Linked DNA regions of Homo sapiens: all the other regions are linked to region 1. The links are chromatin loops, found by intact Hi-C in ENCODE. Cell type or tissue: PC-3. All regions are shown on one strand. Each heading gives the region's core, and the rest is flanking DNA. Links, peaks and the distances in the headings are about the cores only.

Region 1 (10,783 bases), core at 6,896-9,395:
AGAGGTGATTCACATTGAGCAAACCTGAGATGATCTGGCTATCAAAATAAACAGTGATAATAATGAATTATAACCAATTGGATAAAATTAAGTCCATGAGTCCAAAATGATATAAATAAAAAGAATGAATATATTAATAAATAGGTGAACATATATATTTAATTTACATAAGTTAATGTGTTTGTATATATGAAGAAATCTCTTCTTTATAATGAATATAGAAATAACAATAGTTAGAAAATTATTACTGAATGATAATACCAGTGGATGAAAGTTGGAAAAGGACAAGATATTTAAATGATCTCAAAGTGGCTCCCCACAAATTGCTTATTAATCATGAAGAGAAAAAAATGGTGATTTCACATTAGAGAAACCCAGCAAACACCAACTTAACTAAATAATCAAAATTACCAATACTAAGACAAACCGACATGATATGCCCTGATATAATGCACTGAATAAGACTCAATATCACTTCGGTAGTATTCCTATCCCAAATGCGTAATTTGTACACAATCACGAGGAAACATCAGACAAACACAAACTGAGGACATTCTATAAAATAACTAATCTACAATCTTCAAAAATATCCCAGATGAAGAGTGACAAAAAAGGCCAACTGATCCAAATTAAGGGAAACTTCAGAGACATAACAACTAAATTTAATATGTGATCATCAATTAGATCTTCGACTAAGAAAAATAATTAGCTATAAATCACATTATGGGGGCAATTGACAAAATTTGAATATGAACTATGGATAACGAAATAACACTGTTATCAATGTTAAATTTCCTGATTTTGAGAAGTATACTGTGGTCATATAAAAAGTATCCCTTTTTTTAGGAAATAAACACTAATTTATTTAGGAGTAAGGAGCCATGACATCTCCAACTGACATATAGCTCAAAGAAGTGTGTATATATACATAAATATCTATGAGAAAATGATAAAGCAAAGATGGCAAAGTATAAACAATTGTTAAATCTGGGTGAAGATTACATGGAAGGTTCCTGAATTTTCTTGCAACATTTCTGTCAGTTTGAAATTCTGCCAAAATAAAAAAAAATTCCACCACATTCATTAATCAGTTAGTGAATAAAAAATAGGAGTTCAGACTAGTCAGGAAACCATAACATATCTGTATAACTATTCATGTTCTTTGCTCAATTTTTAATGGGGTTATTTGTGTGGTGTTTTTTGCTGAGTTCTTTGAGCTCCTTATAAATTATAGATATTAATACCCTGTGTCAGGTATACGGTTTTCAAATATTTTCTCCCATACTGCAGGTTGTCTTTTCACTCTGGTAATTATTTCTTTTGCTGTGCAGAAGCTATTTAGTGAATTAAGTTCCATTTGTCTATTTTTGTTTTTGTTGCTTGTGCTTTTGAGGTCTTAGTCATGAATTATTTGCCTAGACCAACGCCCAGGAGAGTTTTCCCTAAGTTTTCTCCTAGTATTTTTATATTTTCAGGTGTTGCATTTAAATTTTTAACCCATCTTCAGTTGATTTTTATATATGGTAAGAGATAGGGGTCCGAGTTCATTCTTTTGTATGTGGCAATCCAATTTTCTCATTTATTGAAAAAGGTGTCCTTTCCCCAGTGTATGTTTTTGTCAACTTTGTCAAAGCTCATGAATAGACACACTTCAAAAGAAGACATACAAATGGCCAACAAATATGTGAAAAAATGTTTAATATCACTGATCATCTGAGAAATGCAAATTAAAACTACAATGAGATATCATCACATGCCAATCTGAATGGCTATTATTAAAAAGTCAAAAATAACATATTGGTGAGGAAATGCAAAGAAAATGCTTATACACTGTTGGTGGGAATGTAAATTAGTACAACCTTTATGGAAAACAGTATTGAAATTTCACAAAGAACTAAAAATAGAACTACAATTCAATTCAGAATCCCACTACTGGGCATCTACCCAAAGGAAAAGAAATCATAATAGCAAAAAGATACCTACACTTGTATGTTTATAACAGCACTATCACAATAGCAAAGAAATGGAATTAATCTAAGTGTCCATCAGTAAATGACTGGATAAAGAAACTGTCATATATATGCACAATGGAATAATATTCAGCCATAAAAAGTATGAAATCATGTCTTTTGTAGCAACATGGATGGAACTGGAGGCTATTATCTTAAGTGAAATAACTCAGAAACAGAAAGTCAAATACCACATGTTCTTACTTACAAGTGGGAGCTAAATAATGTGTACACACAGACATGAAGTATGGAAAAATAGATACTGGGGACTTGGAAGGGTGGGAGGGTGGATGGAGGTGAGGATGAGAAATTACTTACTGAGTGCTATGTACATCATTCAGGTGATGGTTACACTAAAAGCCCAGACTTCACCATTATGCAATATCTCCATATAACAAAACTGCACTTGTACCCCTTACATGTATTTTTTTTTTAAAAAATCGGGTATAACTGGAAAACAGTGTAACTCATTTAGGGCTCCAGCAGAAAATAAGATGACATACATGAATTGGGAAAACTAAACTAGTAAAGGGAAATTAATAAAGGGATTATTGACAAAGTTGTGAAAAGCTCCATTACTATTCCAGGCCAAAACTTGAAGCTAGAGAGGCTCTGTAAAAAGGGCCTGTGCTGAAGTCTTAGGTTTCTATTGCTGTGGAAAAAATAAATAAATAAATAAATAAATAAATAAATAAATAAATCCCTGTGGACAGGAGCTGAGACTTCTAGTTGGAGGCTAGATGACTCCATGGAAGGCGCTAGGTAATTAAGTACTTTCCTTTCATTCTACAATCTCCTGCCTGTGTTGCTCATTAACTAAATCCATCTGGAAGCCTAGGGTCAAGGGAGTCCATTGTATACTTCATACAAGTCAGTCTCCAGGGGACAAGTAGGAGTGAAGAAGGATGGAAAGTTGATCTGGAAGAGCAAGCAGCAGATATCCAGAATGAAGGTGGATCAAGGTGGGGGAGAGGCCAAGAGAGCAAAAGCAAGAATGAGAGTGACAGAATAGAAATGAACATGATGTTGAGTAAATACTTAGATGACAACTTCAATATTAGCATAACATGCTGAGTTTTAATTGCCTGTGAAGCAGCCAAGTGTGGCTGTCCAGCAGGCAGTCACATACCAGAGCTTGAAGCTTAGGATGAGACTGACTGCCCAAGCAGCACAAATAGAGTGACAATGACAGAGAAGAAGTAAGTAGTTAACACTTAGATTTGCATTTTTCACCACCCATTTACTTTTGATTGAATGCATTTGATTTTTTCTTTATCACTCACTGAAACTGCATTTAATAAAGCTGCCAAATCCAACAGACACTATCCAGTCCTTATCTTTGTCTTCCTCTTGTCTCTTGTGAATCATTACTTATTAAATACCTTTTCTTCCAATATATCACACTGCATTTTTTTTTTTTTTTTTTGAGACAGGGCCTCGCTCTTTCACTCAGGCTGGATAATCATAGCTCACTGCAGCCTCCATCTCCCAGGCTCATGCAATCCTTCCACCTCAGCCTCCCAAGTAGCTAGGACTACAGGTGTGTGCCACCACACCAAGCTAATTTGTTTTATTAAGGTCTCACTATGTTGCCAAGGCTGGTCTTGAACTCCTGAGCTCAAGTGATCCTCCTGCCTCGCCCTCCTAAAGTGCTGAGATTACAGGTTTGAACCACTGTGCTGGCTACATATTTTTTTAGATAGTACTTCTTTCTAGTTCTCTTTCCACCTCCCTGTCTCTCTCTGCCTCTTTTGTAGGCATTTTCCCCCTGTCCTCCATTTCTGCAATCACTCCACCCACCATGTTGATGATTCCTATGATTCTATCCTTAGCCCTCCTCATAAACCACGGAGGCCAGAAGGCAGTGGAAGACAAATTTAAAGTACTAAAAGAAAGAAGAAAAAATACTGTAACCCTGTAATGTGAGAACTCTATTTCAAGCAAAACTATCCTTTAAGAATGAAGGAGAAATTAAGACATTTCTAGATGAAACAAACTGAGCTAATTCATCATTAGTAGACCTGCCATACAAGAAATGCCAAAGGGAGTTCTTTAGGCTAAAATGGAAGGACACTAGACAGAAGAAGTCACAAGGAAAATTAGAAAACATTAGACATGAATAGAATACAAAAACACAACATTCTAAAACTTATGGATGCAGCTAGAAGTAGTACTTAGTGAAAAATTTATAGCTGTAAATGCCTATATTAAAAAAGAAGAAAGACCTTAATTCGGTGGCCTAGGACTTGGCCTTGAGAGCTAGAAAATGCAGAGTAAACTAAATCCCAAGCAAGCAGAAAAATATATATAAATATTAGAGCAGATATAAAAGAAATAGATTATAGAAAAACAATAGGGAAAATCAGTGAAACCAAAATTTGGTTCTTTGAAAAAATCAACAAAATCGGCAAACCTTTAGCTAGACTGACCAACAAAAATAAAGAAAAAAGATTCAAATTACTAATACTAAAATCACAAATGAAATAGGACGGCAGTACTACAGAACTTACAGAAATAAAAAGAATTATAAGTAAAAATTTGAGCAACTATATGACAACAAATGAAATAACCTAAATGATTTATGAAATTCCTAGAAAGACTAACAAAACTGGCTGAAGAAGAAATAGAAAGTTCAAACAGGTCTATATTAAGATACTGAATTAATAATTTTCAATCTTCCCACAAAGAAAAGCTGATGACCAGATGTCTTCGCTGGTGAATTCTATGAAAAATGTAAAAAAGAATTAAAACAAATTCTTCACCAATGCTTCAAAAAATATAAAAGAGCTCAATAAACAAGGAGTGGAAGGGAACATCCTCAACCTAATAAAAAGCATCATGAAAAACCCACAACTAACATCACACTTAATAGTGAAAGACTGAAAGGCTCTATTCTCATCACTTCTATTCAACATTGTACTGGAGGCTCTAGTCAAGGCAATTAGGCAAGAAAAACAAAGAAAAAGCATCTAGATTGGAAGAGAAGGAAAAAAATTTTCTCTACTTGCAATTGAGACGGCTTTGTATCTAGAAAATCCTAAAGAATCCACAAAGAAACTATTAGGGCTAATAGATTCAGCAAGCTTAGAGAGTACAAGATAAATAAAAAATTAATTGTATTTCTATTTGTTAGCAATGAATAATCCATAAATGAAATTGAGGACACAATTCCATTTATAATAGCATCAGCAAGAAAAACATTTGTGAAAAATATAGCCAAAAAAGGCACAAAATATATACCCTGCTGTAATCCAAGCACTTTGGCAGGCCAAGGCGGGTGGATCATAAGGTCAGGAGATCAAGACCATCCTGGCTAACACAGTGAAACCACATCCCTACTAAAAATACAAAAAAATTAGCCGAGTGTGGTGGCATGCACCTGTAATCCCAGCTACTAGGGAGGCTAAGGTAGGAGAATAGCTTACCAGGAGGTGGAGGTTGCAGTGAGCTGAGACTGTGCCACTGCACTCCAGCCTGGGCAACAGAGTGAGACTGCATCTCAAAAAAGAAAAAAAATATATATATGTTATATATATAATATATATATAACATATATAATATATATATATGTTACAAAACATTGTTGAAGAAAATTAAAGAAGACCTAAATGAAAAGACATTCCATGTTCATTGATTCAAAAACTTAATGTTGCTAACTGGCAATACCCCCCAAATTGATCTACAGATCCAATGCAATTGCTATCAAAATTCCAGATGTCTTTTTTTTTTGGCAAAAATTGATAAGCTGATCCAAAAATTCATATGAAAACGCAAGGGGGCCAGGTGCAGTGGCTCACACCTGTAATCCCAGCACTTTGGGAGGCCAAGGTGGGTGGATCACCTGAGATCAGGAGTTTGAGACCAGCCTGGCCAACATGGCAAAACCCTGTCTCTACTAAAAATACAAAAATTAGCTGGGTGTGATGGCGTGTGCCTGTAATTTCAGCTACTTGGGAGGCTGAGGCAGGAGAATTGCCTGAATCCGGGAGGCAGAGGTTGCAGTTAGCCAGGATCGCACCATTACACTTCAGCCTGGGTGACAAGAGTGAAACTCCGTCTCAAAAAAGAAAATGCAAGGGATCCAGAATAGCCAAACAATCTAGAAAAAACAAAATTGGCACAGTCACATTCCCAACTTCAAAACTTTCTACACAACTACAGTAATCAAGACTCTATGGGACTAGCCTAAAGACAGACATAAAGATCAACTGACTTTCAACAAGGGTGCCAATACAATTCAGTGTGATAAAGAATAGTCTTTTCAACATATGATAGTGAGATAAGAGTAGATATCCACATGTAAAAAAAATAAATAAAGTTGGACTCCTTCTTTACACCATGCAAATTAACTCAAAATGGATCAAAGACTTAAATTGAAGAACTAAAACCACAAACTCTTAGAAGAAACCATAGGTGTAAATCTTTGTGACTTTGGGTTAGGCAATAGTTTCTTTGCTATGGCACCAAAAGTACAAGCATCCAAAGAAAATAATAGATGAAGAAGACTTCATCAAAATTTAAAACTTTTGTGCTTCAAAAGACAATACCAAGGAAGTAAAAAAGACAACTCACCGAATGGAGAAAATATTTGCAAATCATGTATCTATAAGGCTCTAGTATTCAGAACACACAAAGATCTCTTATAGCTCAATGATAAAAAGATAACAAAATGGACATGAATGTACACAAGGGATCTTAGTAGACATTTCTCCAAGGAAGAGATACAAATAGCCAATAAGCACATGAAAAGATGTTCAACATAATTACTTATTAGAGAAATACAAATAAAAACTACAGTGAGATACCACCTCATACCTACTGAGATGGCCATAATCAAAAAGATGAATAACCAATGTTGGCGAGGATCTGGAGAAACTGGAACCCTCATACATGCTGGTGGGAATGTAGAAAGCTGCAGCCATGGTAGAAAATAGTTTCTCAAAATGTTAAACATGGACTCACCATATGCGCCAGCACTTCCACTCTTAGGTACGTATTGATTCAAGCAATAACATGGGTGAACCTTGAAAACATTAAACTAAATGAAAGAAGGCTACATATTATGTGATTCCATTTATGTGAAATGTACCAACCAGGCAATTCTGGAGACACAGAGGGTAAACTAGTGTTTTCCAAGGGCTGGAGGGAGAAAAGAATGGGGAGTCACTGCTAATGGGTACAGGGTTTATTTTGGAGGTGACAAAAATCTGTGGTTATATAAGATGAAAAAAATTTTTTTAAACATTCTATAATTAGTGGAAATGATTACACAAACTTATGAATATACTAAAACCCATTGAATTATACACTTTAAAGGGGGTGAATTTTATGGTATGTGAATTATATCTCAAAAAAAAAAGAAAAGGGGATATTCTGACCCCCAAGCCCTAGTCCTACTCCATGGAGGAAATTAATGTTATTTGTTTCTTAGATACCATTCCTGAAATAGACTGTATATATACAAACATATATTTGTGGGTCTATAGGTACCTTATTGAAAACAGAAATCAAAGCATAGCAGACACATTGTTCTAGACTCTTTATTTCTCTTTATAACTTCAAGATCATTCTTCTTTACACTGTAACTTGGAGATTATTCCATTTCAGCATATGTAAGTATTCTTTATTCTTTTCTATTTGGAGATATTCTGTAATTTAATTGGCCAGTCTTTTGCTGTTCCAAATAATGTTGCAATTTATTTCTTTGTATATCTTTCCAGCACAAGTGTATGAGTGGAATACATTTTGAGAAGTAAAATTTCTGGTTTGAATTTTTATTTTATTTTACTTTGATAAATTGCCATTATTGACATAATATCTTTCTCACTTGATTATGAGTTCCTTCAGAAAAGGAACCATGTCTGTTTTGTTGACAAGGGTACATCTAAATTCTAGCACATTGTCTGACACAGTGCTTAATATATTTGTAGATTGACAAGCCTACGTATTTTATTGTATAAAGTGTCAAATGGAAATTCAAAGCTATACTGTTCAAAAACTTATGATCCAGTTTATAGGAATTGTTTATAGGAACTGATCCAGAGATAGGGGATTTTCTTTTTCTATTTTTTGTTTTTGTTTTTGTTTTTTTTTTTTTACTTTTTATCGAGTTATTTGTTTTTTATGTTTCCTTTCCTACTCTGTTAATAGTATGTTTTGAAAAACTGTGGAATCAATTGCAATGTATCATTCTAAGAAAGACAGAATCCCTTAATTTCATCTGAATATATATATTTTAGTAAATAAATATCAATTTCTTATATTTCAGTATTCTATATTTCAGTTATTTAAAAAGAGAGAGAATGGGGTTGATTTGCAACAAAGAGACCTAATAGTGACACCTGCTGGAAAAAAAAAGTCAGAATAAAATTTGAACCATTAAATCTTTTTAAAATTTTAGACAAGTTTTATGTTTCTATTAATCAGGAAAAAATGTGTTATTTTTATGACAGGAATGTTTGTAATAAGTAAACAATTGTTTACAGGAGGCTCTTTCATGTTTTACAAAACAACAGAGAAATATATATTTTGTTTTTTAGGATAAAGTCATTTTGGGAACCGATTACCCCTTTCCACTAGGTGAGCTGGAACCTGGGAAACTAATAGAGTCCATGGAAGAATTTGATGAAGAAACAAAGGTATAATGTCTTTTACTTCACGGCTTTCTTACTGACTTTTCCTGCTCTAATTGGGTTTGGTTTCAGAGCACTTTGATATATAAAAACAAAGAACAGAGGAACCATTACACTGAATTCCCTAAAACTATTACTCTATCTCCATAAATAGCTAAACTATTAAAGGACAAAAAAAATGACAAAGCTGAAAGTCAGCCTAGTACAACTAAATTCATAAACCCAAGAAAGAAAGTTGTATAGAAGGATATGACAATAAAATATGCCTGCATGTTAGATAGATCATAGGAAAAATGTCTAAATTTTTTCTATATTACTTCTGTTACAAATCTACCAATCTCAAAAGTTGTAATAACTCTAGTTATTTAGATGATGAAACTAAAGTCTTGATTAAAAGGATCCAAGGAATCAGATCCTTTAAGTAACTAGACTTTATTTTTTTTCCCGGCGTTTGACTTTTAAGGCAGGTAAATGATACTAATATGTGCTATAATGCTACCATTACCTAGTCTACCCCTTAGACTCCTAAACCAAGATGAGTTTAAAATGAGATGCAGTGTCTTCAGTTTCCCTCTCCTTTGCCACTCCTTCCACACCCCCATCCTCCAAAAAAATAAGTTCTTCCTAAGACCTTCACTGCCCATCACTCCCAGGAGTCAGGGATGGCCAAAAATAACAATATGAGAATATATAAACTCTTAATAAATCTTACAAAACTTTTAGTTGTAATCCTTTTGCATAATTCTTGGCTTTCTTCTAAACTAGAATCCAAAAGTTACCTTGAACTCTCCCTGCCTTAACTATTAAAGATATTGTTCATCAAATCTTCTCAATAGGCTTAAAGTACATTAACAGATGCCAAGAAAAATTCATTCTTCAGTATACTAGTTACAAGTTATTAACTGGGAAACCTTAGACTATTTTATACACAAAGTGTCCCTTTTGGCACTAAAAGTCTTGAACTGTTAAATATTACCTACTAAATATTGTTAAATATTTACCCACTTCCTTCCTAAAGTAGGAAGCTGTCATAAAGGCATTTTTTATCTTTTTTTTTAAACAACAAAGGTTGAAAATGAAAAACTTTCTATTAACCAAAATTAAACAGAAACCAGATGACCCACATATCCTGATTAAAAACTTAATGGAATAATAGTAATTATTATTACATGCCTTTTATTGTTTATTCTTATGTGCTTATCACTTTCAAGTTTTTTCTGTAATCTTGCATAAAGGCTTTATACTAACACAAATTCACAATGATATTCTGTACAAGGGTACTCATTGTAACGCTGTAATACTGAAAACAATCTTTAGGGGAATAGTTAAATAAATCATAATATATCCACACAATGGAAATTATGCCACCATAAATAAATTAGAAATCAATTTCCAAGATACATTAAATTTTAAAAAGCAAGGTATAAAACAATTTGTATAGTATACTTCCATTTGTAGATCCAATACCTCTTTTGTGAAAAAGAATCTTTATATGCCTGAATATAAGTATTTGCTTATGGAGTATAAACATAAAATATCTCTGGAACATAAACAAGAAACTGATCAAACTCTGGGAAGAAAAAGGCACTAGGAATGAAGTATCTATTTTAGACATTTTGAATTTTGAACCATGCGAAGGTAAATACCACTAAAGAAATTTAAAATAAAATAAATAAATCCATTTGATAAGTACATTGGAAGGTATAGCAGTCCCCCCTTATCCTCAGTTTTGCCTTCTACAGTTTCTCTTACCCCAGTCAACCACAGTCCAAAAATATTAAATGGAAAATTCCAGAAATAATTCATAAGTTTTAAATTACATGCCATTCTGAGTAGCATGGTGTAAGCTTACACTGTCCTGCTCTCTCCAGCCCAAGATGTGAATCATCCCTTTGCCCAGGGTCTCCATGCTGTATCCACTCCCTCCCCATTAGTCACTTAGTATCATCTTGGTGATCAGATGGACTGTCGCCATATTGCCATGCTTGTGCTCAACTCACCTTATTTTACTTAATAATGGCCCCAAAGCACAAGAGTAGTAATGCTGGCAATTCAGATATGCCCAAGAGAAGCTGTAAAGTGCTTCCTTTAAGTGAAAAGGTGAAAGTTCTCAACTTAATAAGGAAAGAAAGAAAAATTATA
Region 2 (2,500 bases), core at 1-2,500, 240 kb before region 1:
ACTAGACATCCTTGTCTTGTTCCAGTTCTCAAGGGGAATGGTTGTAGCCTTTGCCCACTCAGTATGACTTTGGCTGTGGGTATGTCATAGATGGCTCTTATTATTTTGAGATATATCCCTTCAGTGCCTTGTTTGTTGAGGGTTTTTATCATGAAGGGATGTTGAATTTTATAAAACGCTTTTACTTTGTCTACTGAGATGATCGTATGGTTTTTGTTTTTAATTCTGCTTATGTGGTAAATCATATTTATTGATTTGCATGTTTTGAACCAGCCCTGTATCCCAGGAATGAAGCCTACTTGATCATGGTGAATTAACTTCTTGATGTGCTGCTGGATTCAATTTCCTAGTATTTTGTTGAGGATTTTTGCATCTATGTTAATAAGGGATATTGGCCTGTAAGAACTTTTTTTGTTGTGTCTTTGCCAGATTTTATATCAGTGATGCTGGTTTCACAGAATGAGTTAGGGAGAAGTCCTTCCTCCTCAATTTTTCGGAATACTTTTAGTTAGTAGGATTGGTACAAGCTCTTCTTTGTACATCTGGTAGAATTCAGCTGTGAATCCATCTGGTCCAGAGCTCTTTTTGGTTGGTAGGTTTTTTATTACTGATTCAATTTCAGAACTCAATATTGGTCTGTTCAGGATTTCAATTTTTTCCTGACTCAGTCTTGGCAAGTTGTGTATATACCATGAAGTACCACACAGCCATAGAAAAGAAGAAAATCACCTCCTTTACAGCAACATGCATAAAGCTAGAGACCATTATTCTAAATAAAGTAACCCAGGAACAGAAAACCAAACACCACATGTTCTCACTTATAAGTGGGAGCTAAACATTGAGTACTTATGAACATAAAGATGGGAACAACAGGCTGGGCATGGTGGCGCATGCCTGTAATCCCAACACTTTGGGAGGCAGAGGCAGATGGATCACCTGAGGTCAGGAATTCATGACCAGCCTGACTAACATGGTGAAACCCCATCTCTACTAAATACAAAAAAATTAGTTGGGCGTGGTGGCGCATGCCTGTAATCCGAGCTACTTAGGAGGCTGAGACAGGAGAATCGCCTATATCTGGGAGGCGGAGGTTGCAGTGAGCCAAGATCGCGCCATTGCACTCCAGCCTAGGCAACAAGAGTGAAACTCCATCTCAAAAATAAAAAATAAAAAAGATGGGAACAACAGACACTGGAGGCCACTAGAGGGCGTGGGCGGGAGGAAGGTGAGGGCTGAAAAACTACCTACTGGGTACTATGCTCATTACCTGGGTGATGGGATCACTTGTATACTAAACCTCAGCAACATGCAACTTACCCATGTAACAAACTGATACACATACCCCCTGAACTTAAAAGTTGAAAAAAAAGACAAATAAATAAACATTTGCTTTAGAAACAAATAGCCATAACAGGAAGAAATGAGTATCGACTATTTTATTGTTACTTTTATTGATTGTCAGGCTGGTCAGAGTGATCCACTTGCGGATTCCTATAGACTTCAGAAACCTCCTACTATGCATAGGCAAAAGCCTATGAGAACATGAAGCAACATCCCGAAAGGCAGCAGAACTTGCAGAAAGAATGCAGCTAGGAAAAATTTAGTAACATTCACTGTTCCGATTTAACAGCTCAAAGGTCACAAAAACCTAGCTCTGAATTCAGGATTCTACTTGTTTTAGAGAACAAAAGCGACATGAAAGGCCTTTGTGAGGTTTTGTTTAAATGACAAACTCTCCCACCAGCACTACGTAGAAAGGCGGTCAATGTATAATATGAAAAATTAAATATTTTTCATGAGTTTTTGGAGGACAGATCCTGGTGTTGTTCTGAGTATTGGTATGAGCAAAGCAGAGCCTATGCCCCAGTTGTCACACTCATGGAGAAAAAGCGGAATGCATATTCCAAAACAATAGGTAACATAAACATCACTTATTTTTCTCTGAAATATATATATATATATTTTTTGAGACCGAGTCTCACTCTGTCGCCCAGGCTGGAGTGCATTGGTACAATCTTGGCTCACTGCAACCTCTGCCTCCCGGGTTCAAGCCATTCTTCTGCCTCAGCCTCCTAAGTAGCTGGGACTACAGGCGCCCGCCACAATGCCTGGCTAATTTTGTATATTTTTAGTAGACATGGGATTTCACCGTGTTAGCCAGGATGGTCTTGATCACCTGACCTCGTGATCCGCCCTCCTCAGCCTCTCAAAGTGCTGGAATTACAGGCATAAGCCACAGCACCCAGCCTGAAACATAATTTTTTATGAAGCATCTGCTTTGCAAAAGAACTCAAATACAGTCATGTGTCTCTTAACAACAGGGCTACATTCTGAGAAACGCATCATGAGGTGGTTCTATCATTGTGCAAACATCGCCGAGTGTACTTACACAGACCTAGATGGGATAGCGTACTGCATACCTAGACTATGTGGTATGGCCTACTGCTCCTAGGCTACAAACCTACAGCATGTTACTAGACTGAATACTATAGGCAACTGT
Region 3 (11,210 bases), core at 8,439-10,938, 120 kb before region 1:
TCGTGGGGTGGGGGGTTGGGGGGAGGAATAGCATTAGGAGAAATACCTAATGTAAATGACCAGTTGATGGGTGCAGCAAACCAACATGGCACATGTATACCTATGTAACAAACCTGCAGTTGTGTACATGTACCCTAGAAGTTAAAGTATAATAATTAAAAAAAAAAACCATACACCTGGTTTTCTTTTTTAAAAAAAGAAATTATAAAAGTATTCGAATAAAGTATAACAGAATTTGAGAATATGTAAAATACAGAATGCAGAGTGATTTTCTAAAGAATACACAAAGCCCAGAAACCATAGAGGAAGTTATTGATGCATTTGACTTGATAAAATTAAAATTTTTTCTACATGGCAACAAATACCTAAAACACACGAACTGCAGACTGGAAACATATTTGCATAATAAATATTAGGAGGTTAACTTCCCTAATACATAGAGTATTTCTACATCAATTTTAAATAGAGGTCAAGGAATCAATGTTTAAAAATAACCAACCGTGACTAGAAATCCACAGAAATCTAACTATAAACATACATGGCTCATGACCACTTAAAAGATGATCAGCCTCACACAAAACAACATAATATCATTTTTCATCTATTAGCTTGACACAGATAAAAAATTTAACAACAAAGTTTTAGTAAGGCCATGAGCAAACAGACTCCTACACGGTTGGTAAGAGTAGGTATGATCCACTTTGGAGGGGAGTTTGGCAATATCAGAATAAATGTGCATCTACTCTTTGGCCCTGCATTCCATTTCTAAGAGCTCATCCTTCAGATGAACAGTACCTGTGTGCAAAGATGTATAGTCAAAGTTGTAGAACAAAAGACTAGATATAACCTGTCTATCACTAGGGAATTAGTTAAACAAACCAAGGTACATCTATGCCAGAGAATGGAACATTACACTGTTATGGAAAAGAATGATTGCCTCTTATGTATGATGATACAGAACAATTTTCAAATTATATTTTAATGACAAAAGCAATATGCAAAACAGGGTGTGTAATATACCGCCATTTGTGGACAAAGGGGGAAATTGTATCTGTGCTCATACAGTCTCCGAAAGCATGCCCAAGAAAGTATATGGTGCTTGCATCTGGAGAGAGAGACCAAGGACTGTAAGTCTGCGGTAGAAGATAAATTTATTTTCATCATACATCTTATTCAGACTATGTGAATTGTTTGCCAACTACCTGCATCTGTTTTCAGTTAAGCAAACAAAATGTAGTTGAAAATACAACATTACAGATCATTAACTGAGTCCAAACCTCCCATTTCACAAACAAGGGAATGGAAGCCCAGCCTATTCATTCGTTGAATGCTTTTGAGTGCTGTTTTCGTTTCCTATTGCTGCAGTAACAAAGTGCCACAATTCAGTGGCTTAAAACAACACAAGTTTATTCTTACTGTTCTAGGAGGTCTAAAATGGGATGGAAGGACTGCATTCTTTCTGGAGGCTCTAAGGGAGAACCCATCTCTTTGCCTTTTCCAGCTTCCAGAGCCTGCCCGCATTTCTTGGTCCGTAGCCCCTTTCAACAATCACATCTCTCCAACCCTGCTTTCATCATCACATCTCCTTTGACTCTGACCCTTCTGCCCTCCCTCTCATAAGAACCACTGTGATTATGTTGGATCTACCCACATAATCCAGGATAATCTCCTCATCTCAAAACCCTTATTTTAATCATGTCTGCAAAATCCCTTTTTCCATGTAAGGTAACATATTCACAAGTTTCAGGATTAGGGCATAGACATTTTGGGGGATTATTACTCTGGCTACCACAAGTGCCTTTAAAACAGGAATAATACAAGGCGGTCATAGGAGAATAGAAAATTCCAGGCAGCAGTTTCACATGACAAGCAAAAGGAAACCGTTAAAATAGCTGCAGAAGCTAGGAACTGATTAAGACCCTGAAAAACAGGGTGTGGACCAAGCTGGTTTAGGATCGACTGGACCCAACATGGTAATGTACTTGATTAACATACAAATCACACACCCACCAGCACCATGACAGTTTTGAGAACACTCATATTTGGTGCAAAAATGGGTGGCATGGCAGTTCCGAGAAATCCCCACCTTTTCCCAGGAATTTTCATGACTATCCCACCCCTTGGTTAAAGAAAACCATAAAGGTAGCAGATCAACCTCCCTCACGCGTGTATCTCTTGAGTATGCTTGCACTCCCATGTGTTCAGTGTGTACTTTTCCCTTTGCAATCCATCCCTGTACTTTCACTATTTTCTGATGCATCTTTGAATTCACATTCTTGAGATGGCGTCAAGAACCTCGACACTAGCTGGGGTCGAGGTCCAACTGGTATTTGGGGACCTCCCCCAGCCCCAAACAACTGGTATCCCCTTTCCTGTGCTGGTGCCTAGTCTGAAGCAGGGACTGAAGATACAGCAGCGACAAGACATACAATCCCTGCCTCAGGCAATTCACATCCAGTAGGGGGAGGGAGACAGTAAACAACACACATGGATGAAATAAATACTGTTAGATGGTGACTCGTGACTCTTGCTACAGACAGATAGCAGGATATTGGGGGAAGGGGTGTTGGAACTGGGGTGGAGGAATTTAGAACCAGAAAGCCTTCACTGGGAAGATCTAATTCACTGGTGTGAAGATCTAGGGGAGATAAAGAAGTGGCTATGCAGACATCTAGGGGAAGAGCATTCTCAGCAAAGGGAACAGCAAATGCAATGGCTCCAAGGCTGGAGTGATTCTGAAATGTTCACTGCAGCACAGAAAATGACGTGTGTGGCTGGAGATGGGGAGGGAGATGGTAGGAGACAAGGCCAGAAAGAGCTGAGTGGGCACACAGTGCAGGGTCTTCAAGGCCGTTGTAAGCCTGCTTTTCATGTGGAATGTACTGAAGCTTCTGGAGGAATGTGAGCAGAGGTGTAACAAGATCTGTCTTACAAAAATCCTGTTAAAATGTAAGGGAGGAAACCAGGCAGTGATTGTGGATTAAAGATTGTGGTAATCCAGGTATTAGAAGGTGATAGTGTGGTTCATGGTAGTAGCAGCAGAGGTGAAGAGAAGTAATTTGATTTTATGAGACGACAGCATATGATATATACGCCAGACAGATTTATAGACAGATTGGATGTGGGATGTGAGAGAAAGTGATAAGTCAGGGATGACTCTAAGGGTTTTGGTCTGAGCAGTTGGAAAGATGGCACTGCTACAACTGGAGAAGCGGAAGAGCTTCAAAAGAAGCAGATTTGGGAGGGGCTGGGGGCCAGGAGACAAAGATTAGGAATTTAGTTTTGGACATGTTAAGTTTGAGAATCAGGCTTCCAAGTGGAGATGATACATGGGTAGCCATAAATCCAAATCTTGAGTTCAGAGGAGCGGTCTGATTGGAGATGAAAATCAGGAGTCAGAGAAATGGCACTGAAAAGCATGAGACTGAACTGCTACCAGAAAGGGGTCCCAATCCAGACCCTCAAGAGATGGTTCTTGGATCTCCTGCAAGAAAGAACTCAGAGTGAGTCCATAGAGTAAAGTGAAAGCAGGTGGATTAGAGAAGAAACAACAGAGAGGCTACCCCATAGAGCAGCCCTGAGGGTTGCTGGTTGGCTATTTTTATGGCTATTTCTTGAGTATATGCTAAGCAAGGGGTGGATCTTTCATGAGTTTTTTGGGAAAGGGGTGGGGATTGCCTCCCCAACTGAGGGTCCTCCCTCTTTTAGACTATATAAGGTAACTTCAGGCGTTGCCATGGCATCCGTAAACTGTCATGGCGCTGGTGGGAGTTTTTTAGCATGCTACTGCATTATAATTAGTGTATAATGAGCAGTGATGACGTTGCTTTCATGGCCATCTTGGATTTGGTGGGTTTTGGCCAGCTTCTTTACTGCATCCAGTTTTATCAGCAGGGGCTTTATAGCCTGTATCTTGTGATACCAGACCTACCAACCTCTTAGCTCATTCTGAGATTAAGAATGCCTAACGTCCTGGGAATGCAGCCCAGCAGGTATCAGTCTCATTTTACCCAGCCCTTATTCAAGATAGAGGTGCTGCGATTCAAACGCCTCTGACAGAACAATGGGCCATGGGTTGGTGAAGCCACAGCTTGGGCCCAGATCTACTTACACTTGCCCTTCTACACTGAAGACGTGAGGAGAGAACTGACTGTATTTGTTAGTTTTTGTTTTGTTCTGTTTGTAAAAGAATTAATTTCTGTTTTCCTTTTTTAGTAGGAAAGTATTTCATGTTCAACTTAGAGACTTTCTAAGAAAACATAATAAACATCAAAAATAAAAATTATTTATAATCTCATTAATCACAAATAATTGCTCTTAACCATTTGACATATTTTCTTTCAGACTCTCGCCAGTGTACAGTATATATTTTGTATGTCACACAGTGTCCTGCCCAAAAAGTATGAGTTGATTTGACTTTTTTATTTTATAAAAGAATGTGAGAAGGGAAACAGGCAGCCCCAATGGGAGGCTGGCCGGGAGAAAGAGTGGAGAATTACCATCCATCACTATCCCCAGTGCAGGCTTCCTGCCCAAGGAGGCTTGGTTTTGCATAAGAATTCTCAGTGCCCTGCCCTGGGCCATGTGGCCATGTGGCTCTGCCATCTGTTGAGCAGATAAGGGAGCCTGGGTTTCTGACGTGGGTCCCTGGCACCTGGTGAATACACCGGTAAATGGGCCTTTCGCTGGTGTGACTGTCTGGTGCATCACAGACCTTACCGCCCTGGGCTTCCCCCCACTCCGCAGTTGGGTAAGTGAGAGGCTGTTGCCGTGGCAGCAGGAAATTTGTTTCCTTATCCAAACTGTGAGGTTCAGGGAAGGTTATTCAGGAGTGGTTTCACAGTGGAAACAGAAAACTGTTTCAGACAAAATGGGGAAAAAAATAAATCTCAGGAATTCATTTTGTCTTCTTGGCTCCCAGAACATCTCATTCAGAGGGAAGCTGTCACCTTTCTGTTTCTGACCTGGCACGAGGCTCAGAACTCATGCCCTGCCTGTCTTTAGCCTGCTCTTTTTTTTCCCCCTTAATGTGAGGCCCAAAGTGAAAGTCCCCAGGGAGCAACTGCTCTAAATACTGATTCACAAATGGAGGAGGGGTGTGGGGCAAGATCTGCTGCGACCCTCCCCAGCCACACACCTTTCCCACTTTCCTGCCTCATCATCCCACATGCTCTGGCCAGGACAAAGTGAAAGTGTGACATGACCCCAGGGGCCCCAGGCTCAGGGTTTTCCTTTCCATGGAGGTCAGCGCCTCTTATCACAATGAATTCAGCACACTCAGCCTTACTCACTCCTGCCAGAGCCCAGCATGATGCATTGATAAAAGCACGGATTTTAGAGGCAGCACATTTGGGCTCAAATTCCCCCTTGAGCAAGTTCTTTAACTTCTTTCAGACTCAGTTTCCATGTCTGAACAATGGAAATGGTAATGCCCACGTCAGGTCTCTTAGGCAGACTAAATGGCTGCAAAGCCCCTGGCCTAGAGTACAGTCACAGCAAACATGACTTCCCTTCCCTATTCACAGAGGCCAGTCCGGTGGAAGTGGATTCCCTCTCTATATATGTTTCTTCTGGGGACCTCAGGAGGTCATCTGGTGACACACTTCTCCATTAGCATCTTCCACAGTGTTCCCAAAAAGGAATCACATGTCATTACCTTGACATTTGCAGTGCTTACTAAAATAGAACCTGATATGAAGTTCAGAGACTAAAAGTCACAATTCAGGGCCTAAAGAGGGTTCAAAATAAAAATTACCTGGGGTGAGAAGTTTAATTCGGGAAAATGTGAGTAACTCTCTTTGGGGAAAAAGGTAGATGCTTCCCAAAACTGCCTCAACAGAAACATTTAATGAGGAGGAAGGCCTGCTGGGGCCTGGGGATGGCACAGATGTCCCAGCCCCATGCGATGAGGCCCTCTTGGATTAGAACCATTGCTGGGCCCAGGTGTGGCCTGTGGAAGAACGTGCATGTGGGTCCCAGAGGAGTGCCTGAGCCCTGCTTTTATAAACAGCTTCATCAGATAATCTCCTGACACTTCGAAGGGGGAGTCCTCCCCACAGGAAACGCGAAAGCACAAGATAAGTGATCTTATCCTTTTCCACTTAGGCTTCTTCAGAAGAGACACAGCGGAGAGCAGTGTGTGAATGGAAGACAATTTTTACTTAAAGATTGTAGTTTCAAGATTATTTCTACAAACAGATACTAAATGCCTCCATGTGACAGGCAGGATAAAGGCCAACTCCTCACCACAGCATGACAGGCCAGGGCATCCAGAGGGATGTATGCTCCCTCCAGCCGCCCTGAACTTGACTCACTTCCTTGAGCACCCCGACAAAAACCCTCCTTCCTCATCCCAGCTCCAGGGGTGAATGGTGGCAGTGCCTAAACCAGGCCTGGCAATCCCATTTCCCTGGAGGTGATTCATTTGGGTGTGGGCATGGAACAGAGTTCTGGCTAAGAACTAGAAGGGAAATCTTTAGTTCCCTGGGGAGTGGGGAACCAAAAAGCACATTAAACAAAAAGCTCCTATTATTCTGCTGGACACGCCCATGTCTGTATGTGAAGCCAGGAACAAGGGCAACCACTTCGTAACTGAGAGTGAGCTAAGCTGATATGTGAAGATAACAAAGGGAAAAGGTGAAAAGAACCTGGGCTTTAGAGAATGTTGTTTGAGCTGCTGGACTAATTGGCCCTGCAGCTGCTCTACCTCAGGACTTCTTGCTGAGTGAGACAATACATTCCCCTATAGAGTGAAATAATACATTCTCCTATACAGTGACATAATACATTCCCCTATAGTTGTAGCCATTTTGAGATGGGTTTTCTGTTCGTTCCCACCAAAAGCATCCTAAGTGATACATGGTCCCATCGACTTGAAGTCGATTTTTAATGCTGTATTTTAATTATATACATAGTCACAAGACTAGATTGTTTTTCTCTGAAGCTTCTACTTTGTTTTTCAAGGGAGCAGGGGAAATGAGGGGCACAGCAAGAGAGAGGAAGCACAATCTTTCTTGGCTGTCTACGAACTGAGACTAGCATTTGCCTGGATGATTGTTTGTTCCTGTGGGGATGAGTGGTTGCCTTTTCACATTTCACTAGGGTGTATGTACGTGTGTGCTGTGAAGGGGAGGATGCACTTGGAGGATTGCTTGCAAAAGACAAGGAGCTGAAGGAAAAAGTTAAAGGAGTTCTTTTTCTGAGGGTTTTTATGGGAATCTATACATGGACAGCCAGGGACTTTTCTCCACTCCACACAAAGCCACCTGGCCAAGGGGGCGAGTAGGCATGCAAATCCAGCTCGTTCCCTGCTAATTGAAATGCCTGGCACTGGCTGCATCCACCTGGAGGAAGGGGCATTTTTCTAATCTGCACAAAGGTACGATAAGGGCTGGTGGTCACTTTATTGCAATATTGCTTCAAGGCCAGGTAACGAAGTGTGTCACAGAGGTCAAGAAGACCTATGTTCATATTTAGCCCAAAGCTGTTCTAGAAGTCCATTCCGGAAGTAGGGACTTTGGCAACAGCAGGAGAGAGCTTTCGGAACAGATGTTCTTGACATCTCGAAGAGCATGTCCCTATGTCTATAAATTGCTTTAAACATTTCATCATAGACCAGGTGTGCTAGACATATGTGCTAGATGGTTCAAATGTCATCTCTGAGCATGTCAGTTGTCTTAATCAAACATATGTGTTCTAGGGGTGATCAGTTGGCTTTACATCAGAAAGGCCACAACACATGCTTCTGATCGCATTTCCATCAATGCTTTGCCAATTAGGACAGTAAATGTCAGAAATTGCTGTTGAATGATGAAATTGGCGACTTGTTGATTAATGTGATTCATGGTTAGATATGCATTCTCGTTGGTGAAATAATGGTATTTAAGATATGTGGACTGCACAAAATACTTTAGAGATAGACAATTAAAACACAGCTTGCTAAATACTAGGATAAAGGGTCATCAGGCTGCTTGGATCAGACACATCACAATACATCAAGGCTTGAGGGGCGATCTTCCAGGGTGTGATCACTTGATCTGAGTCTTGCAGGATTAGCCAAGTGGCCAGGGTGGAGGAGCAGAATGAAAGGCATTCAAGTGGGATGGCAGCATGTGTGAGGGATTGCTGTTGTGACTGTGGGGTCCCCGGGGAGTCTGCAGGGAATTAAGCTCTTTGGCAGGTGGGGCATAGGATGCACTGGGTGGGGAGGGTGCAGGATAGAGTGGTTGGGGTAGCATCAGAGAAAGCTGAAGCTCCACGCAGTGCCCAGATCACAGAGAATATTGAACTTAATACTGAAGGTGATAGGAATTCAAAAGATTTTAAACACAGAAGGAACTTATTACAAAAATATTTTGTTAAAGGGCATCGAGGACAGACTGCAGTAGAAAAGAAAGATGGGAGGCAAGGCCATGGCAGCGGTCTACTGTGCGATTTTTAAAAAGACCCCATTCACTTATATTTACCCCTAATATTATTCTACTCCCATAAGTAGTCTATAATTAAGGTGTTTTTTTTTTTTGAGACGGAGTCTCACTCTGTCACCCCCAGGCTGGAGTGCGGTGGCGCGATCTCTGCTCACCACAACCTCCACCTTCCGGGTTCAAGCAATTCTCCTCCCTCAGCCTCCTGAGTAGCTGGGACTACAGGTACACGCCACCACGCCTGGCTAACTTTTGTATCTTTTGGTAGAGATGAGGTTTCACCATATTGGCCAGGCTGGTCTCAAACTCCTGACCTCTTGATCCACCTGCCTCGGCCTCCCAGAGTGCTGGGATTACAGGTATAAGCCACTGCACCCGGCCGATATAATTAAGACTTTTAAGTTGAAGGCTCATTGTTCTCTAGTACTGGTACTTGAATCAAGGAATGCTATTTATCATTACCAGTAAATCATGTTGCTGAGCAACTTCCCACCTGTTGAAGCAGCGGCCTTCTTTGCTTCAGAGAGAAGGCAGACACCACTGAGATCAAAGAAATCATAGCTCAGCTTTAAGTTTCAAGTATATTTGAATTCCATGGTGAAGACAATAATCTTGAAAGCTGGGCTTTGTTGAATGACAAGGGTGTTTTCTAAATTCTGAAACCTTCTGTTTAAATAAAAAGAAAAAAAGCTTCGATCATAGAGAAGGAAAGAACTTGGATAAAGGGGGAACATTTGAAAAGGGAAGAGGAAAGGGGGCAAAAGATCAAATGCAAATGCCTTGGCTTGTCCTGGGGGGTGGAAACTTCCAGAAGACGTGTAATGAGCCCACTCTTACGTTTGAAGAAACCTGAGAACACTGGGGGTTCTATGCATGAGGAAGCTGGAGGAAAGGAAGTCCCACACTAGGCAATGATGCTGTAGGGAAGTGGTGGAGCAGCTTCATTCAAGTGGAGTTAGTGGTCCCAGTGGACCACAGTCTACATGGTGCATGCAGGGCTCCAGGAGGGGATGTGGAAATACTAAGAAAATTGGTGGACCAGAGAAAGCCTGGGCACCAAAAAGAGGAGGCCCCACAGCGTAAGATCTTATGACTGAAGGATGTAGCAGGGACCTTCATATTTTGTGGTGACATCCAAAATTCCAGCCAGGACCTATTTGTCCTCAACATCATGGTTAGAGATGGCCCTGTAGGACAAGGGCCATCTAGTGGTCAGCAGGGGCAACCCATAGAGGGCACCACCCCGCCCCGCCCCACCACCTGCCACCTATACCCAGGTGCCCAAGGAGAGGGGAAGATACAGTCTTGAGAAAGAATGTAAATAGGGTAAAAATCCACTATTTACCCACAATTCACAGATTTAAACTGGGAGACTGAGTTAAATTTAATATAAAATTTTAAGTGTTTTCCTCAACACGGGCAAGACGGGCTCACTGAGTAAATACAAAATTACAGGCTTTGTGTGTGTGTGAGTTGTAGTGTGTAAACTTCTATCCTGCTTCATATATGTATGTGAGTATATATGCGTGTATTCATATACACACACAGACACACACACAGGCTTTTGGATTCCTTCTCTGACAGAAACGAACATGTCAAAAAATATGGCCCGATGTAGCAGACAACAAAAAATCCCAGTGAAGGGTGGCTTTCCAATGAAAAGGGTGAGCATTCATTTACAGAGTATAATCATTACAGAGTATAATCACTGAGCCCAAGGGACCAGACTTGGAGTCTTCGGACCCTAGTTCTGTTACCAGTGGATGGTGTCCAGGTTCTTGGCATTCTGAACAAAGAATTGTTCACAATGCACAAACAAAGCAAGGAAAGAATTAAGCAAAAAAGCAGAAATTTATTGAAAACAAAATTACACTCCACAGGGTAAGAGCAGGTCCCGAGCATAGGGCCTCAAACGCTCAAGAGCCGGTTATAGAATCTTCTGGGGTCCAAATACCCACCAGAGGTTTCCCATTGGCTACTTGATGTTTACCCCATGCAAATGAAGTAGTGGCTCACAATCAGTCTGATTGGTTGTGACCAATCAGAGGTACTTTCCATTTTCCATATGCCTGCAGAAAAGTGGGGTGGTAGGGGTTGCAAAGGGAGTAGCCTCTGGTCCTTTTGCTACTTAGGCATGGAAAGTTGGGATTTTCCTCTTGATTTAGTTCTAGGAAGTCAGCGTGAATTGGCCTTAGTTTCCCTGCCTCCAGACCCTATTCTCTTGTCTCAGTCCCACCACTGACTAGCCGTGATCTTGAGCAAGTCATTTTTCTCAGTGCCTCAGTCTCCTCGTCAGTAAAATGGAAATAATAGTACCCACTTCCTAGGGTTGTCATGAACGTGAAATAAGTTGATATTTGAAAAGCACTTGAAATAGCGCCTGGCCACACAGTTGGTGCTGTGTTTAATGAATGAACACTGCTCTCAGAACCTCAAACTCCGGAGGGTCCCCTGTGGTTGAAGGCACAGGGCACGTGTGAGATAACCATTTAGAATTTTTAAGTGTAAAATTATTTTTGTCCAATCTTCTTTTGGAATCTGGGCAGGTCCTTGGGCTGCAAAACTTCTTTTCTCCTAAACCTCTGTACTATGGATATAAGTTTCTTTTGCCTGTTTCTTACACTAAAGGACTGTGGAAATGAATAAGGAAGATGTCTGTGAAGTGCTTTGAATTCTCTGCAGGAAAAGTGTATCATAAATAAAAGGTGATCTAATTTTTGAGGCACTTTTTTATAATCTTTTATGTCTAACTGTTTCACATTGTTGTCTTTCTTCTAGTATTCTCTA

The links. Peaks named below come from ENCODE experiments on the same cell type or tissue, not always from the same donor. Only the 100,000 strongest peaks of a DNase experiment are listed, where the experiment ranks them.
Region 2: a loop joins it to region 1, with 11 times the contacts of the local background. A loop is called at or near these places in 16 of 110 quality-filtered maps.
Region 3: a loop joins it to region 1, with 2.2 times the contacts of the local background. A loop is called at or near these places in 20 of 110 quality-filtered maps.

The regions. Positions count from the first base shown.
Region 1 is chr2:134,889,793-134,900,575 of GRCh38, forward strand. It overlaps ACMSD (aminocarboxymuconate semialdehyde decarboxylase), which reads left to right. Exons shown (of 10, transcript NM_138326.3): 9 at 8,549-8,647. All of the region lies in intron 1 of CCNT2-AS1 (CCNT2 antisense RNA 1), which reads right to left. Among named protein-coding and RNA genes, the nearest start is that of CCNT2-AS1, 23 kb to the right of the region's middle. In PC-3, for the core only: a CTCF peak has its summit at 8,384 (motif pointing left); no DNase peak of the experiment used is centred there.
Region 2 is chr2:134,656,649-134,659,148 of GRCh38, forward strand. All of the region lies in intron 2 of TMEM163 (transmembrane protein 163), which reads right to left. Among named protein-coding and RNA genes, the nearest start is that of TMEM163, 61 kb to the right of the region's middle. In PC-3, for the core only: CTCF peaks have their summits at 1,212 (motif pointing right) and 1,417; no DNase peak of the experiment used is centred there.
Region 3 is chr2:134,768,931-134,780,140 of GRCh38, forward strand. No RefSeq gene overlaps it. Among named protein-coding and RNA genes, the nearest start is that of TMEM163, 56 kb to the left of the region's middle. In PC-3, for the core only: a CTCF peak has its summit at 9,672 (motif pointing left); no DNase peak of the experiment used is centred there.